Linked DNA regions of Mus musculus: region 2 is linked to region 1. Evidence: chromatin loops called from intact Hi-C (ENCODE). Cell type or tissue: left cerebral cortex. All regions are shown on one strand. Links, peaks and the distances in the headings refer to the core of each region. The heading gives the core; the rest is flanking DNA.

Region 1 (8,575 bases), core at 1-8,000:
GAAGGAAGGTCGAGACAGAAACCTTGTCTAGGGCTAGGGAGATGAAGCTTGTAGGCAAAGCTCAGGCCTGGTTGGTAAAAGGCTTGCCAAAGCTTGTGGACCTGAGTTCAGAGGCCCAGCATCCATGCAGAAAAAGCATGGCAGGGTGGCATGCATATGTATGTGATCAGTGTTAACGAAAGGAAGACAGGCCGATCCTTGGGGCTCTATGCCCAAGCATCCTAGCCCAGCCACTGAGCTCCTGCTTCAGTGAAAGACCCTGTTTCAAAAAAATAGAGGCCGGGCGTGGTGGCACACGCCTTTAATCCCAGCACTCAGGAGGCAGAGGCAGGCGGATTTCTGAGTTCGAGGCCAGCCTGGTCTACAAAGTGAGCTCCAGGACAGCCAAAGCTATAAAGAGAAACCCTATCTCGGGGAGGGGGGGTGGGGAATAGAGACCAATCACTTGATGTGACTTCTGGCCTCTAATACACAGGCATGTGTGAGCTCACCCCCCACAAGACCATGCACGCATTAACATAATCCTGACAGTAGACACCAAAACAAAAGCAGTCAGGGATCAAAACAGATGCATACATCAACAATGAGATTAGCGGTTAACCTGGAGGGTGATGCCATAACTTGTTGGCATCTGCTTTTCATATGCCAAACACAATAGGCAGGCTCCAGGAACGCAAGCAATTCAGGATCCCATTGAGTTATAATTAGTCGCAGAGCCCCAGGCAGGGGCAGAAAACCCAAGCTTGCTCTCAGCCCCGTTCATTGCTCAACACAAGAGTAAGAGACTGGTCTCTGTTCACAAGTCAGGCACTCCTGCAAAGTCACTTCCTGACAGGCGAAAATGTAAATCCAATTTTCCCTCCTCGCTGCCAAACCCCCCCCCCCCCCACTCACCACCCACAACACACTGTGCTGTTGTTCCAGTCCCTGCCACCTCAAACTTTATCCCAAGCAACACTGGGCACACAAGGAAATCAACAGAAGAATAGACTGCCACTAGGATAGTCTGACAAATTATTAACCACAACTTCCCATTCCCCAGGGGAAGTGCCTCTCCTTGAAAGCGCAACTTGGCTAGTCATAAACCACACAAAATGCAATTGTGTAGAAAGTCCCTTGTCATAGCAGGAAAGGCATGCAGCCAGTGCCCTACATGCCCAGCTCATTCCACCAGCACGAATGAGCTTGCACACAAGTCCAGAGCGTCAACTGAAAGGAGTCCAGGGTTCACATGGGGATCTCTGGATCTAACTCCAGGTCCCATATTGGCTGTCCTCTGGATGTGGCCCCAACTGGTGAAGACAAAACCCTTAGAGTTACAGGGCTGAAGACCAGATGAGGAGGCTAACAGAACTGCTCTATGGAGCTTGGAGGCAGGAGACACTTCTTGCCGACACACTGAGCCCTCCCACCTGTATTCCCCTCCAGGCAGCTGTCTGTGGTGCTCTCCATTTCTCCTTCCCCACAGGACCCTGCCTGAGATCAAGCCTTCACCCACTCCTATAGGGACTGCTCTGGCCTGACTGTCTCCTCCCAACCAGTGGCAGCAGCTCCTTCTGCCTAAGAGCCTCCCCCCTAGCAGCACAGCCTAAGCAACACTGAGCCCTCTGCAGAATGAGACCTAGAGGGCAGAGTCACCAACTTCACCTGTATCTTCAGAGCCTGGAGAGGAACTGCCGGATGCCCTAGAGACAGGGCAGGGGCAGGGCAGCAGCAGGCCAGCAGCCATCAAGATCACTCAGTGTGGGCAGGTCCTTCCCAAACTCAGCCTTTCAATACTGCCCATGGTGCTCTGTTCCCCACCTCCTGGCCTTTGCCCATGCTGTTCAAGGAGCTAGACAATCCACCACTATACACAGACACAGGATGTCAAGAGTTCTGACATTCTGAGTCCCAGCAGCCCAAGAGAGTTAGTTCCTACAGACAACTACAAGACAGCCTTCAGGGCTGTCTCCTCCAGGAAGCCTTCCCTGACCTCCTTGAGCCTTGAACATGTATCCTTCTCCTGTGCCTATTTCTGTATCTACTGTCCCCAAATAAATACCAGATGAACCATCAAGCTAGATGAATGAAAAAGCCTCTTTATGCTCTGTGGTTTGAGGTCCAGGTCTCCTGAGGCCAGCAGTGGCAGCACATAGTAGGCTTTTGCTTTCTACCTGACTAACACTGAGGCAGGCACCATGAGCAACACTCAAGAAAAAGTGCTGTCATCACTCTGTGCACATGCACCCTGGGTTCACGTCTACAACGGTGCCTTGTGGACATCCCTGGCTGCTCCCGAGATGATTCATGAGCAAGAAGAAACAGCACAGGCCCTGGCCCTGGCCCTGGGCATACAGGCTAGAGGGTGAGGCCAATAGCTTCAGTCCAACACAGGGACATCTGCTAGATGGCAGGCTTATTCCAGTGTTGGAACTAGGCTTGAGACACTGTTCAAAGCTGCTTTCAAGGGACATTGCCTGGGCTGGGACACCAAACAACATGGAATTTAAGCAAAGTCAAAGTTAAGGCCAAGGGCAGTCAACTTTCTCTGTAAGGGAGCAGATTACAGAACTCAGGCTTTTTTGGGGTCATAGGAATGATTGCTGTCACAACTGCTAAGCCATGTCAGTACAGTGAGATGGTGACCCTAACCTTTTGCAAATTACAAATGCATTTCAGGCCAATAAAACTTCACTTTGTAGATGCTGATTTCAAACTGCATATACATTTCATACATCAGGATTTTTTTGTAGACATGTCAAAATGTAAAACATAGGCCAGATATAATGGCGCACGCCTTTAATCCCAGCACTGGGGAGGCAGAGGCAGGCAGATTTCTGAGTTCGAGGCCAGCCTGGTTTACAGAGTGTAAACCCAGGACATCCAGGGTTACACAGAGAAACTCTGTCTTGGAAAAAAAAAAAAAAATAGCCTAGGTCAGAGACCCTGACTCTGCCTCTAGACAGAATTCAAGACTTTCTGAGCAGGAAGCATTCTTTAGAGAGGCAGGGCTGATTTTTACAGAGAAGGAAGCCATGGAAAGGCAGGCCTGCTGAATCTGTAGGCTTCCTTTAGAAGTCTCCTGGAGCCTGTGTTGAAGCTTCAGAGTCAAGTATAGGCAGGCCTTGTCTATCTGGGTCACAGGTGCAACCACGCAGTTCACGAGGCCCTGTGTATGATATGTGTTTCCTAATGAGATGAGGCTCCAGGTACCTGATGCCGGTCTCAGAACATCTGCTTCTCAGAACACACAAGTGCCAGGCATTGGACCAGATGCTAGAGTCAAGCTATCAGAACCACAGTGCAAGAACTGCAGTAGCTCAAAGGGCAGCCTCAAACCCTGCAATATCAGCATCTCCTTAGAGGGTATTAGAAACAACTCTTAAGACTCAGAAAACCTGCTGGGCGTGGTGGCACATGCCTTTAATCCCAGTACTAGGGAGACAGAGGTAGGTGGATTTCTGAGTTCGAGGTCAGCCTGGTCTACAAAGTGAGTTCCAGGACAGCCAGGGCTATACAGAGAAACCCTGTCTCGAAAAAACAAACAAACAAACAAACAAACAAAAATATGAGTACAGACTTAGGGCTGGGATTGCTTGCGTAGCATGCACAAAGCCCCCAGTTTGATTCCCAGCAGCGTATGAACCAGATGGAGCAGCATATGCCTAGAATCCTAGCACTCAGGAGATGGAAGCAGGAAGCCCGGGTGTCCAAGCTACACAATGAATTTTAGGTCAGTCTAGGCTAGACACTGCCTTAAAAACACACACACACACACACACACACACACACACACACACACACAGAGAAAAAGACAAGCAGACATTTCCTGAGAAATTATTTTCAAAACATACGGGGAAAAATGAGAAAAACATCTACAGGGATAGAACTGTGACACAGAATTGCAAGGCTCAAAACTGGGAAGGTGGGATAGCCTCGGGAACCTACAGGCGTTTTAGTAGATGTACTTGTTTACTATTCTCGCTGTCTGGGTTAAACCCAAGGACTCATCAATGTTAGGAAGTGCTCCCACCCCAGGCCCTCTTTACTTTTTGTTCTGAGACAGGCTCTCACTGAGTTGCCTTACGTTGGCCTTAAACTCACTTCGTAGCTCAGTCAGGCTTTGAACTTTGCCATCCTCCTGCCTCAGACTCCTAGTATTGGGATGGAAGATGTGTACCTCCAGGCCCGGCTGGAACCTACATCTTAGAAAGCGGGGATAGGTGTTGCTGTCATCCAAGAGGATGGGTGGGGAGTCACTTGACAGGGGCTGGGCCAGGAAGGAGGGCTAGAGCCTGGAGGTGGGACCGCCCCGCCCCGCCCCGCCCCGGGGAGGACCTGCAGAGCCGGTCCCGCCCACGTTACCTGGGAGGAGGCAGGGCCGGCCGCGTGGTACGCGCTCCAGGCCGCGCACAGAGAAGGCTCCGCTCGAGTCGCGCAGCCGGGCCTGGCCGCCTTCCGCCGCCAGCACGGTACCCTGCATCCACACGGCCACCAGCTCCAGCGGAGCGCGGCCCACCGCCGCCCGCGACAGCCGCCACGCGCCCGGGCCACCCTCTGCGTGCCGCCGCAGCTGTCCTGCCAGTACCTTGAGTGGCGGCAAGCGCGGCAGCCGCACGGCCCCGGGGCCACCGGAGGACAGCGACTCGGACGCCGCAGCCGCCATGCTGCGCCACCACCGCTTTCCCGCCAACTCTGACGGACGGCGGGGGTTTGGCGAGCGGCAGCCAATCAAGAGCGCGCCTGCCCGAGGCAGCCAATGGATGGGGGCGGGACAGCCGCGTAACCGCCAGAAGCTGAAAGATTCAACTGAATTAAATAGAAAATAGATACGCTAACAAATGCAGGGAGATACGGAATTTCCTCTCCTAAGGAAGAGCAACGATTTAAGCCATATGTCTCCGTTCCAGTTTACTAAAAAATAAGACGCACTCAACAGTAGTTGTAGATGATCGATTAATTTTAAGAGCCGAAATAAAATGTGCACCCTTAGCAAAACATTACCACACGAAAAGCCGAGATGCAAGTAGATCCCTTGGACCTTTTTGATACGAAATCACATCTACACACAGGAGAGAGAGTTCCAGAGGAATAGTTTAAGCATGGCCCCAAACACAAATTTATGAATGGATTGGTTGTACTCTTTTAATACCTCAGAGATGACGCTGAATATGCGCTGCGCTGGTAACTTTGGTTAAGATATCAAGCATCTTTAGAAATTGGTCTTGTGCCCAGACTACACACACACACACACACACACACACACACACACACACAGTATTCCTGAAATTATAAGAGTTTTATCAGGGGAAATCTTTAAAAAGAAAATAAATACACTTATTTGAATTTAACGATTAAAAAAGTATCAAAACAAATTTTGGTGGTTCACACCTATTTAACTCTAGCACTCACCAGGGCTGGAAGATGAGTTCAAGGTCATCTTTAGCCACAGAGTGAATTGGAGTCCAACCTGGTATACAAGAGCCCTTCCTGGAAACACCATAACAAGTAAATTAAACAATTTCCTCTTTCAGTTCGGGATATTGCTCTATAGGAGAGTGTTTACCTAGCAAGAATGCTCACCAGGCAAAATCACTTGCCACCAAATCTGATATCAGATCAGAGTTCCATTCCCAAAACCCATGTGAGAATTAACTCCCATAAATTGTTCTCTGACTTCCACAAGTGCGCTGCGGCACACGTGCATCCTGGTAAGTTATTCTCTGCTGGTGAAATGAGTCAATTCAAGCCAAATCGAAGTACGCAAAGGCAGGCTTATGGGGAAGCCGCTCTTGGGTCGGTTCTCTGGTCCCAAGGAAGGAGGCCAGGGAAGTCGACATGGGGAGGAAGACAGAGGGGAGGGGGTAGAGAAAGAGTGTGCATGTGCTGGGAGAGAGAGAGAGAGAGAATGCAGAGAGGGAGAGAGAGAGAATGCAGAGAGGGAGAGAGAGAGAATGCAGAGAGGGAGAGAGAGAGAATGCAGAGAGGGAGAGAGAGACAGGTGGGTATACAAGGTGCAAGGTAGGAACTAAGGGATGCTGGAAGGATGGGAGAACCTGGAGATGAAGTCCACTTTGGTTTGTAAAAAATGCACCTCAGCTGTTTGTCCCAAGTCTGAATCCTAACTCTTCCCACTACACACACACAGTAAATAAATGCAAAATATCTTTAAAAACACAAACAAACAAACAAAACTTGCCACCTTTGAGTGACTAATTTATCACTAAGTCTTCTTCTTCTTTTTTTTTCCTTCTCCGAGACAGGGTTTCTCTGTGTAGCCCTGGCTGTCCTGGAACTCACTCTGTAGACCAGGCTGGCCTTGAACTCAGAAATCCGCCTGCCTCTGCCTCACAAGTGCTGGGATTAAAGGCGTGCGCCACCACTGCCCGGCTATCACTAAGTCTTCTTACACAGTGTAGTATTCTGAGATCAGCAATACTGAACACTGAACTAAAAACCCATGTTTGTGATTGATTACAGCTGATCAGGAAATGATAAATGTACGAGGTGGCCTACCAATTACTTTGTGTGATCATTATACAAAGTTCATAGGTATCAAAATATCACAGTCCTATCAACAGGCACAACTAATTACATAATAGGAAATTTATGCTATTAAAATTCTCTCCCTTGTATAGTTTTGTTGCCTGCATGTATGTCTGTGCAAGGGTGCCAGATCCTGGAGTTAAAGACAGTTGTAAGCTGCCTTGTGGGTGCTGGGAATTGAACCTGGGTCCTCTGGAACAAAGAGCCAGCCCCTTCCTTCGTTTTTTTGTTTTGTTTGTTTAGGTTCGTTTTTTGTGTCTTGGGACAGGCTTTCTCTAATAGCCCTGGCTCACTCAATAGACCAGACTGTCCTCAGATGAAGGTGTGTGCCACCACTGCCTGACTACCCATCCCCCACCTTCATCATTTTAATAACAAATACATGCTAGGTCCCAAAGAAACCCAGGACCAGAGGCAAACCAAGGTACTATTAACTTATCAAAGCAGATGCTAGCCAGTAGAAACCTGTGGCTCCTCCCAGTGTTCCTTGCCCCTCCCCTCCCCTAAACCTCTGCTGCCCAGATGCGGGGGGGGGGGGGGGGGGGGGGGGGGGGGGGGGGCGCTTCCCGTCCCCCAGCTTACATCGCTATAAAATCCTGCCATTTTGGTTCCTAGCCCTCTTGGTTTATTAGTCTATAGCCACCTCCGCCTTTTCACTTTCTCTTTCACTCCCCCCACCTCCCTTGACCGGGTGTACTCTGCTGACCACGTTTAGTCTGGACTCTTCCAGATGCCTCTGGCTGTTCTTTCCCTCATATCTACAATTAAACCTTCTTAATTACACCTAGGAGTGGCCATGTCTTCATTTTTATTCAGTAATTTAAAAGCTGAAGGAAGAAAATTTTTAATTAATAGCTGCACCCCCCCACACACACACATACACACACCTCTCCATCACCTTTATCATTCATGAAAGCAAAGTACAGGGAGGAGAACTTGGAAGAGGAAAATCTGGAACGGGAAGTCACTGAAAACCATATTCAAGATTATCGATTGTTGACTTCTGGATGCAATAACTTACAGATTTTTAAATATACAAGTACATATTTTTGATATGTAAATAGTCTTTGTGGTAGTTTGACTTGGTATGTGTTAGCTGGTGCTGCTTCATATTCAAATGCTAAATACTCCCCCCCCCCAAGATCTGGTAGCTGCCACCCCCACCAGCAGATCCTCACATACACCAAGTGATGCTATGTAAACCTTGCTCCCCAATTTTAAACTATTGGCTAAATAAAGGTGGCTACAGCCAATTACTGGGGACAACAGAGGTAGGCTGATTTTCAGTTACCTGGCTGTGGGTCGCAGGTAGAGACCATGAAAAAGAAAGAGGAATAGGGGAAGGAAGACAGAGAAGACAGAAGGTCTCCGTTAGACATGATGGCCCAGGAGCATGTGCCTAAGTGAAATGTCCCCCACCCCACCCCCAGGACAGTTTGCTGCAACAGAAGTAACCCAGGCAAGGTTCAAACAGCAAATATTTGGGGAGCACAGCTGGGAATTAACAGTCTAGTTAATAGAAATAGAGATTAGGGGTAATCCCCCAGTAATTGTGCAAGAGCTGGTTAAAAAATCCATAGGATTCTGCCTTAGTTATTGGGAGAGGGGAGGTTTGACTGAGTCATATCACTAACTCATAGAGTTTAATAAAAATCCATTTACAGATATAGCCACCATAGACTCGTGTTTGAATGCTTGGCCCATAGGGAGTGCCACTATTAGGAAGTATGGCCTTGTTGGAGTAGGTGTGGCCTTGTTGGGAAAGTGTGTCACTGTGGAGGTAGGCTTTGAGGTCTCCTATGCTCAAGCCATGCCCAGTGTAGTGGTACCTGCTACCTGCAGATCAAGGAGGAGTTCTCAGCTCCTTCTCCAGTACCGTGTCTGTCTGTACACCACCATATATGTGTCTTGCTTTGATGATAATGGTCTAAACTCCTGAATCTGTAAGCCAGCCCCAATTAAATGTTTTCCTTGTAAGAGTGAAATGAAACCTTAACTAAGACAGTATCTTGTTTTTCTTTAGTAATTAACATCTTTCCACATCAAT
Region 2 (8,575 bases), core at 386-8,385, 410 kb after region 1:
CAGTCTCTGCTAGAATCATCATCACCACCACCACCACCAGCACCAGCACCACCACCACCATCACCATCATCATCATCGAGACACTCCCACTAAGAATTACGGAAGTAGGGTGGGCAAAAGGACTCAGGAGTCAGAGCATAAGCCTGACAACCCAAGTTTTAACCCCAGAGCCCACGGTGGAAGGAAAGAGCTGATCCTACAGCGCTGTGCTCTGACAGAGCTGGAGGGGCACTGAATCCCCCGGAACAGGAGAGGTTTGTGAGACGCCGCGGAAGCACTGGGAATCAGAAAAGCAGCCTGTGCATTTAACCACTATGCCATCCCTGCAACCCCCTCCTAATGATCTTAATAGACGCAATCATAGCATTTAACACAGCAAATATATAAACCTTAAACATTTTTTGCATGACTGTGTGTGGGGGGAAGTGTGTGAGGTTTGTGTGTGTGCATGTGTACGTGTAGAGGACTAAGGCTGATGTCTTCCTCAATCACCTTCCATTTTCTGAACTCAGGGCTGGCCATTATGGCTGATCTGGTTAGCTAGATTGACCAGGGGATCCTGCCTCAGCCTTTTGCGAGCTGGGATTAGAAGCAGGCCACCACATCCATCCTTTCTGTGTATGTCTGGGAATTTAAATTCCAGTACTTACGCTTGCATGGGAAGTTCTTCACTGAGACATCTTTCCAGCTCTCTTTCAAATATCTTGGATGTGACTTTTCTTCCAGGAAGAATGCCCAAGGATGAGTTTATCTCTGGTATTACCTGGGTAAAGAGCAAAACTCTGTTGATACAGTTAGCTGGAAAAAAATCACTAACAAGGTTCAAGGTAAAAGACTGTGAGACTTTTCTTCTGGAACATTCTAGGACGTTTTAAAGTGACATGTGATCATGTCTAACTTGAAATGGTAGGGACACCTGGGAACAGAATAAGCCCTCACCTGAAGAGCAGAGGACAGTGTTCTGGCAAATACGTGTTCCTAAGCAACGGCCTCTCCTCCTGCAGAACATGAGGCACAGGTGATGTGACTCTGACTCTGAGCCTCATTGCACATCTCACTGTGAGCTAGGCGGGACTCGATATTACAGGGACCTTCTGTTTGCACGGGCTGCATTCCTAGGGTGAGCAGCCCTTCCTGCAGATCTGCGGTAACCTTTTTCATCACCCCCTTCTCCCTACCATTTTCAAAAGATACATTATTTGGGTGGTGGGTAGGTGTGTGAGTGGGAGAAAGACAGAGTGCACTTGTGCAAATGCACGTATGTGAGTTCAGTGCCCTTGAAGGTCAGAAAAAGGTATTAGATTACCCCACCTCCCACCCCTGGTAGCTGGAGCTACAGGTGGTGTGAACTCCCAGACATGGGTGCTGGGAAAAGCACTCCGGGCCTTTGGAGGAGCAGCAAGTGCTCTTGGCCTCCAAGAAGCCAGGTCCTCTCAGTGTCACCCACTGCCATCCATTTGTCCCCTGTGGCCACTGCTATCTGTTCTAATGGCTTGGTGGGGCTTTTTAACAGTCTTATTCGTTAAGATGGAACTGCTGCAGGCTGGGGGCTCCCTGTGCCTCAGGCTCTTCTTAGGTAGGCTGGCATCTGAAGGCACAATGCTCAGTAACTGTCTTCTTAGGGAACTCCAGCATCTAGTTACCACTCATGGCCAAGCAGCCAGCATGAGCTGGATCCCCATTCATGGCATCATTATTTCCACTCTCTGGGAGTGAGCCTTATGCCTCGTCCTGTGGGCTGAGAGCTCTACCCTGTGAGCTGCATCTGTGCTTATGGAATGACCCAAACTTTACCTTTAGGGAACTGATTGTCACCACTGGGGGGAAGACAAGAAATCCTGGTCTCACTTCACTTCAGAAGTGGCCTTGTTTCAAAGAGGGCAAGTGATGTTTGATGTTTGATGTTTAGATTAGGGGAAAGTCCTGGGTTCTTCGAGGGAGAAAATAACAAATGTCGTAACATGTTTCAGGGCTGGGATATAGATCAGGTGTAGGGAGCTCTGAGTTCGATCCCCCAGTGCCATGTAGACCAAGTGTAGTACATACCTGTAATCTAACATGTGGAGGGAGGAGAAGCACATGTTTCAAGGCCATCACTGGCTACACGTTACATTTGAGGCCAGCCTGGGATGCAGGAGACTGTCACTTTGAGGAGTGCTAGTATATGTGCACAGTACTGTTGCCTGAGCCAGGGAAGAATGCCCAAGTGAGTTTAATGACTTGTTCTTGGGCCTGAGTTCCAGGTTCTCCCTAGGCACCCACTGTTCTTGAGTCTGAGTTCCAGGTTCTCCCTAGGTACCCCTGTTCTTGGGTTTGAGTTCCAGGTTCTCCCTAGGCACCCACTGTTCTTGAGTCTGAGTTCCAGGTTCTCCCTAGGTACCCCCTGTTCTTGGGTTTGAGTTCCAGGTTCTCCCTAGGTACCCCTGTTCTTGGGTCTGAGTTCCAGGTTCTCCCTAGGCACCCACTGTTCTTGAGTCTGAGTTCCAGGTTCTCCCTAGGTACCCCCTGTTCTTGGGTTTGAGTTCCAGGTTCTCCCTAGGCACCCCCTGGCTACCTTCTTCCACCTGTTCTTCCGAGTGAGTGCCATCGTCACCTATGTGTGCTGTGACTGGTTCAGCAAGAGCTTTGTGGGCTGCTTTGTCACCGTGCTCCTCCTCCTGTCCTTTGACTTCTGGTCTGTGAAGGTAAGGCTTCCTCTCTAGGGACTTTTAGCCTTTGCTCCCAGGTGGTGATGTCCTCTGTGCATGTGGGATTCAGGGGTGCTTTGGTTTACATTGTTGCTACCTGTTAAAGAACACTGGGGGGTGGACAATATGGCTCAGGGGGTAAGGGGGGCTGCTGTCAAGCTTAGACCAGAGCAAGAGCCTTGGAATCCACTCTGTGTAAGGAGAGCGCCAACCCTCCCAAAAGTGTGCTATGGCACGTGAACACTCCCCTCCAAACAAAATGTTACGGATTACTGGGCCCGTGTCACTTACAATTAGAGGGCAAAGGTGCTTCAGTAAGTGGCTTCCAGGGTCATTATCATAGGTGCAGGTGCACCATGGGAGTGATGAACCCATATGGCTTTGGACTTTGTACGAGTTTCATGATCTATATGGACATATATAGACATATAATGCGAATGTGTGTTTTATTTTGAAGCAGTCTTTGGCTTTTGAGATAGTTTCTCACTAGGTAACCCTGGTTGAACTCTGACTCACAGAGATCTGTCTGCCTTTGCCTCCTGAGGACTGGGATTCAAGGCATGCACCACCATACCTGGCTAGAATCTCACATTTCAAAGTAAGTAGGGCCTGGCATGGTAAACCAGCACTCAGGGTAGGGGGAAGGGAGTAGGTGGGCAGAGGCAGATGGATCTCTGAGTTTGAGAGCAGACTGGTCTACATAGCAACTTCCAGGCCAACCAAGTGAGACTCTGTCTCAAAAAAAAAAAAAAAAAAAAAAAAAACCAACAACAAAGCAAAACAAAAAAAGTAAGCTTAGAAGATAAGAAGCTTAGAGAGTTCACTCAAGAAACTACAGTTCAACATCCTTTCACCCCTTTCTTTCTTGTGTGTGCATGCACGCCTGTGCTGGAATGCACTTGTGGTCTGAGGACGAGTTGCAGAAGTCAATTCTCTCTCCATGTGGTCGTGGGGATCAACTGCCATCCTACAGCTTAACACCCTTGTCTTAATGCTTTCTGTGGGAGTTTACAACCAACATTAGTTGTGTGCACTGCACGAAACTAATACTCACCACTCAAGAGGCCGAAGTGGGAGGCTTGAGAGTTCAAGCCTATCCTGGGCTGCATGGGAAGACCATCACAGAAACAGTCAGCCATTTTGTGCCTTGTGTGCTCACAGCCCTTTTGCTCACTTTCCTCAGAATGTAACTGGAAGACTCATGGTGGGTCTTCGATGGTGGAACCAGATAGACGAGGATGGGAAAAGCCACTGGATATTTGAAGCCAGAAAGGTACGCTTTGCAACAATAAAACCTATAAGAACTGAGGAAAGGCTGTGTGAAGTTTACACAGGTTCCCAAGTTGTGTGTGTGTGTGCCAGTTGGGTGGTGGTAATGCACACCTTTAATCTTGGCACTTGGGAGGCAGACTGGTGGAGCTCTGTGAGTTCGAGGCCTGCCTGGTCTACAAAGCCAGTTTCAGGACAGCCAGGGATATTATACAGAGAAACAAATGAACAAAAGCTATACTGGCTGTCCCCAACAGGTCTCTGCAAACCACATGGCTGCCACTGAGGCAGAGGCACGCATCTTCTGGCTTGGTCTCATCATCTGCCCAGTGATCTGGATTGTGTTCTTCTTCAGTACCTTGTTCTCCTTGAAGCTGAAGTGGCTGGTAAGATGCTCCCTGACCCTCCTGCTGCTCTGACAAACCAGGGGCTAGAAGTGGTCACTCTAGCAGCTTGATGGAAATAGCCCCATGGTACATTCACCATATAAGGGTTATATTCTGTGGCTTCTGTCAATCTTGTGGAGTTATATCACAATGTCAGGATTAAAAAAATCCCAGATTTTATTACAACTATGTGAGTGTGTGTGTGTGATATGTGCAGCAAGTACAGGTACCCCCAGAGGGCAGAGAGAGCCTGTGCTCCCCTGCAGCTGGCAGCTGCTGACAGAAGTGTTGGGCACCACACTCAGGTCCTCTGTGAGAACAGCAAGTTCTCCTAGCTGCTGGAAGAATTCTCCAGTCCATTTAAAAATTATTTTCACCACCACAAAGAAAATCTGTCCTGTAGGCATTGTGCTTTATGCCATTTCCCTGGCTCCTGAAACTCACCTTCCTAGGTAGACTTGCCTGTTCCAGGATGTTACATAAATGGAATCACACAGTATTCGTTCTTTCCTAGGTGGCTTCTTTCACTTAGCACATGGTCAGGGCCACCCAAACTACACTTTCTTTGAAGGGTTAAATAATATTCCATGGCATGCATATACAGCACGTTCTGTTTCATTCCTTAGTGGCTAAGAATGAATAATGCTGATATGAAATGATGTATTGTTTCTGAAGTGCTGGGGAGGGACCCCCAAGGACCTTGTGTTTGTGCAGGCTAGCTAAGTACTCCCGCTGAGCTGCATCTTCAGCCTCCAGGAAGGAGTTTTGATTAAAATGTGCGCTATCTGTTGTTAGCCGCCAGCCTCTCTTGGAAGGAAGGCTGACAGTGCCCATTTTCTTTGGGAGAGCTGTCCATTCAATGAGGACACAGAATACAGGGCACAGTAGTAGCAACACTGTGACAGCAAACGGGCTCCTTTGGTTTCTGCCTCTCACCAGCACCAGCTCCATGACTTTGGGCAGGTTCTGTTTCTCTGCTAGTCTCCTTTACTGAACCATGGTGGCCACAGCCTTTTGGTTGCTTAGGTGTTCCTGTTGACAGAGTAGCCATACCAGCCCTTCTCTGTGGGTGTGCACCCTCAGCAGGCTTCCCTCTGCTTTGCCCAATGCAGGCTCTTGTGATTGCTGGCATTTCCCTCCAAGCTGCGAACCTCTACGGCTACATCCTCTGTAAGATGGGAGGCGACGGTGATATGCGCACAGTTGCAGCCAGCTTTCTGTCCCAGACAGTGTTTCAGACGGTGAGTGATGAGTTCCTTCCCAGAACCTTCCTTCTAGGTGACAGAGAAGGGCACCTGCATGCAGTTGCAGTTTTTAACAGTCTTCCTATTGCTTTTTACTGTGTATGTATGTAAAATCCACCATGTTGACTATTTCTGTTGTATAGTTCTTGTTGGGCCTGACGGTATACACCTTTGATATCAGTACTCTGGAGGCAGGGGCAGGTAGATCTCTGATGTTAAGGCCAGCCTGGTCTACATAATGAGTTCCAGCCCAGCCCAGGGAGGGCTACTTAGTGAGACCCTGTTTTAGTTAAACAAACAAGTTAAAACACACACACACACACACACACACACACACACACACACACACACACCAGGTCAATTAGTTCTAGGGACAGCCTTTCACAGATGCCCCAGAACCTTCTCATTCCCAACAAGAGCACAGTCCTTTTTTTTTTTTTTCTTTTTAGATGTATTTATTTATTTTAAGTATATGAGTACACCACAGCTGTTTTTAGACACACCAGAAGAGGTCATCAGATTCCATTATAGATGGTTATGAGCCACCATGTGGTTCCTAGGAATTGAACTCAGGACCTCTGGAAGAGCAGTCAGTGCTCTTAACCACTGAGCCATCTCTCCAGCCCGAGCACAGTCCTTTAGACACTAGCTCCCTATTTGTCCCTAGCCCCATGGCACCCACCATTCTGTCTGTAACAAATTGACAGCTCCTATCAACAAAGTGTCTGACATTTTGTGACTACTGTTTAGTTTTAAGTGATATTTAAGACTGGGGCTAAAATTATGAAACCTTGCTGCTCCCGCAGAGGACCCAGATCGGTTTCCCAGCACCCATACAGCAGCTCAGCCACCTATCTGTAACTCCAGTTCCAGAGGATTCCGACACCCTCTTCTGACTTCCACAGTCATCACACACTACACATATACATTCATGCAGGCAACATACACATAAAATCAAGTAATTAAAGCAAAACCTACAACTGGCCAGGGAGAGGGCTCAGTGTGTAAAAGCACTGGATGTGTAAACCTGACAACCTGAATTCTATCCCAAGAATGCACACAAGCCAGGTGTGGGGCAAGCATCTCTAATCCCAGCATTCTGGATGGGAAGGCAGATAGAGAAGTTCTTGGGCCAACAAGCTTGGAGTATACAGTACAGAGACAGATGAGAGATCCTGCCTCAAAAACAAGGTGGAAAGAGAGAAATAAGGCCCCCAAAGTTGTCCTCTGTCCCCCACAGGTACATCATGGGATGCACATGCCTGCACATACATGCACATGGACGAACACACACACCACAGAATTGAGGAAAGAATGACAAAGCCTTGTTTTTGTTTTGAAGCTAGGAAATATTTCTTGGATAATTGTCTTAATAATTGCCAATTGTCAAGTTGTCAGAAATGAGGGATGGAGGATTCTTTTTGGCTACTTGTGGCTGTGGGTCTCCCCAGTGAGTCTGCTCTTTGTTGGGACAGTCATGGCTTCTCTTGCCTTGCAGGACTTCCCAGGTGACTTCGAGAAGCCCAGGCTGGAAGGGCTGGACATCCACCGGCACTAGGTGAGCAGCACGTGCAGGCCAGAGGCCTGAGCACCTGTGGGAAAGCAGCTCCTGACCTGTGCTCCAGGCCTAGGTGGCCTTTCCCAGTCCTCCAAGTTGACCCAGAACAAGTCCAAGCTAGAACCCCGATATTTAGGGCCTGCTCGGGACCCATCGAGCTTTGGAAAGGTCACATCTGCCCTACAGGGACCCCAGTACACTCCAAGAGTTTACGTGTACAGGGGAAGGAGAGGATAGGGGAGGGGGCTGCCCATATTCCAGTGTCACACCACAGTACAGTGGAAATCTGGAATGAATTCCCTCAGCAGCTCTCAGTTCTACGTCTTAGTCCCGGATCACGAGGACAATTACATCTGTGCCTCAGACGTGCCAGGTGATGGTTTGCCTGGGACCCTGGGCAATACCGGATGTCTTGAAGGCACCGTCACCTCATGGGTGACTTACAGGCTTTGCCAGGGGCTCTGATGGCCCCCAGCCAAAGCACCCACACCGATCCCAGCATGACTGGAGACCTCCCAGAGCTGGAGACCCCAGTGTGGGCACAGGCAGTGTCATCCCCCCTCTGTGTCTCCCTAGGCTTATCACATGAGGCAGAAACAGTTCCTGGGAGTCCTGTGACTCAGAGAGTTCCTAGTCCCTTGGATTCCAGGAAGCAGGCCCTAAGGGATAGGTTCAAGGAGACATTTTTATTTTCTGATGAATGGCACCTGGATGCAGAGCGCCCGTACCTTTGATCTCGAGGAAATAGGCAGATAGGTGATTACAGTGTCTTAATGAGTGACTTCAAATCCTGTCAGCATCTGGTGGCTATGGTACCACCTGTCCCCCATTGCCCAGGTGTCTGGACACGTGGCCTGCCAACTCTGGGGTTAGCAGGTGGCACTCGGTCCTGTTCCACTTCAGGGACTGATGAGGGTCTCAGCATGTGACTGATGAGAATTACAAAAGTCTCGGATCCCTAAAAGGCAAGTTGAGAGGTGAGTTTTCACCCAACACCTTTGCCCATGGCTTGCTTTGGCTTACCAGTTAGGATTCCAGTCGGTTTTATTGGCCTTAATGGCAAGTATTTCCCATGCTATGAACGTCACCTGCCCCGTTTCTCAAACTAAGAAGTAGCTCATAGTGCTGACACACGGGAGGCTAGTCTCAGAGTCTCCTGGACAGGGGAGCTATGCTGGTCATGGGGTCTCAGCACCCCTGCTGTCCCCAGCTGAAGCTGGCAGGTTAACCCTACAGTTCTGCACACTTCGCTCCTCTAGGTGCCTCCCTGCAGGCGATGTTTCAAGTACTTACTCTGAATTATACTTCTGTAGGCTGCTGTGGCTGGTGAATCTGGAGCTTCGACAAAAAAAGACTGGCCTTTGTCACAGCTCTTGCCTTAAAGAGACAGAGGAAAGGAGACCCTTGTAAAAGCCTTGCTCTTTTGTGCCT

What was found. A loop is a pair of places that touch in the nucleus more often than their neighbours do. Peaks named below come from ENCODE experiments on the same cell type or tissue, not always from the same donor. Only the 100,000 strongest peaks of a DNase experiment are listed, where the experiment ranks them.
Region 2: a loop joins it to region 1, with 5 times the contacts of the local background. A loop is called at or near these places in 2 of 42 quality-filtered maps.

The regions. Positions count from the first base shown.
Region 1 is chr16:10,831,163-10,839,737 of GRCm38, reverse strand. Rmi2 (RecQ mediated genome instability 2) reads right to left here and starts at 4,679. Exons shown (of 2, transcript NM_001162932.1): 1 at 4,348-4,679. The coding sequence starts at 4,648. It also overlaps the pseudogene Gm17913. In left cerebral cortex, for the core only: no CTCF peak of the experiment used is centred there; DNase peaks (open chromatin) are centred at 4,384 and 4,698; H3K4me3 peaks cover 1,020 bases.
Region 2 is chr16:10,422,768-10,431,342 of GRCm38, reverse strand. Nubp1 (nucleotide binding protein 1) reads right to left here. Exons shown (of 11, transcript NM_011955.2): 10 at 8,438-8,521; 11 at 6,915-8,102. The coding sequence ends at 8,044. Tvp23a (trans-golgi network vesicle protein 23A) reads left to right here. Exons shown (of 7, transcript NM_001013778.2): 2 at 2,540-2,684; 3 at 3,871-3,960; 4 at 4,214-4,342; 5 at 5,455-5,583; 6 at 7,085-7,144; 7 at 8,458-8,575. The coding sequence ends at 7,144. Among named protein-coding and RNA genes, the nearest start is that of Nubp1, 15 kb to the right of the region's middle. In left cerebral cortex, for the core only: no CTCF peak of the experiment used is centred there; no DNase peak of the experiment used is centred there.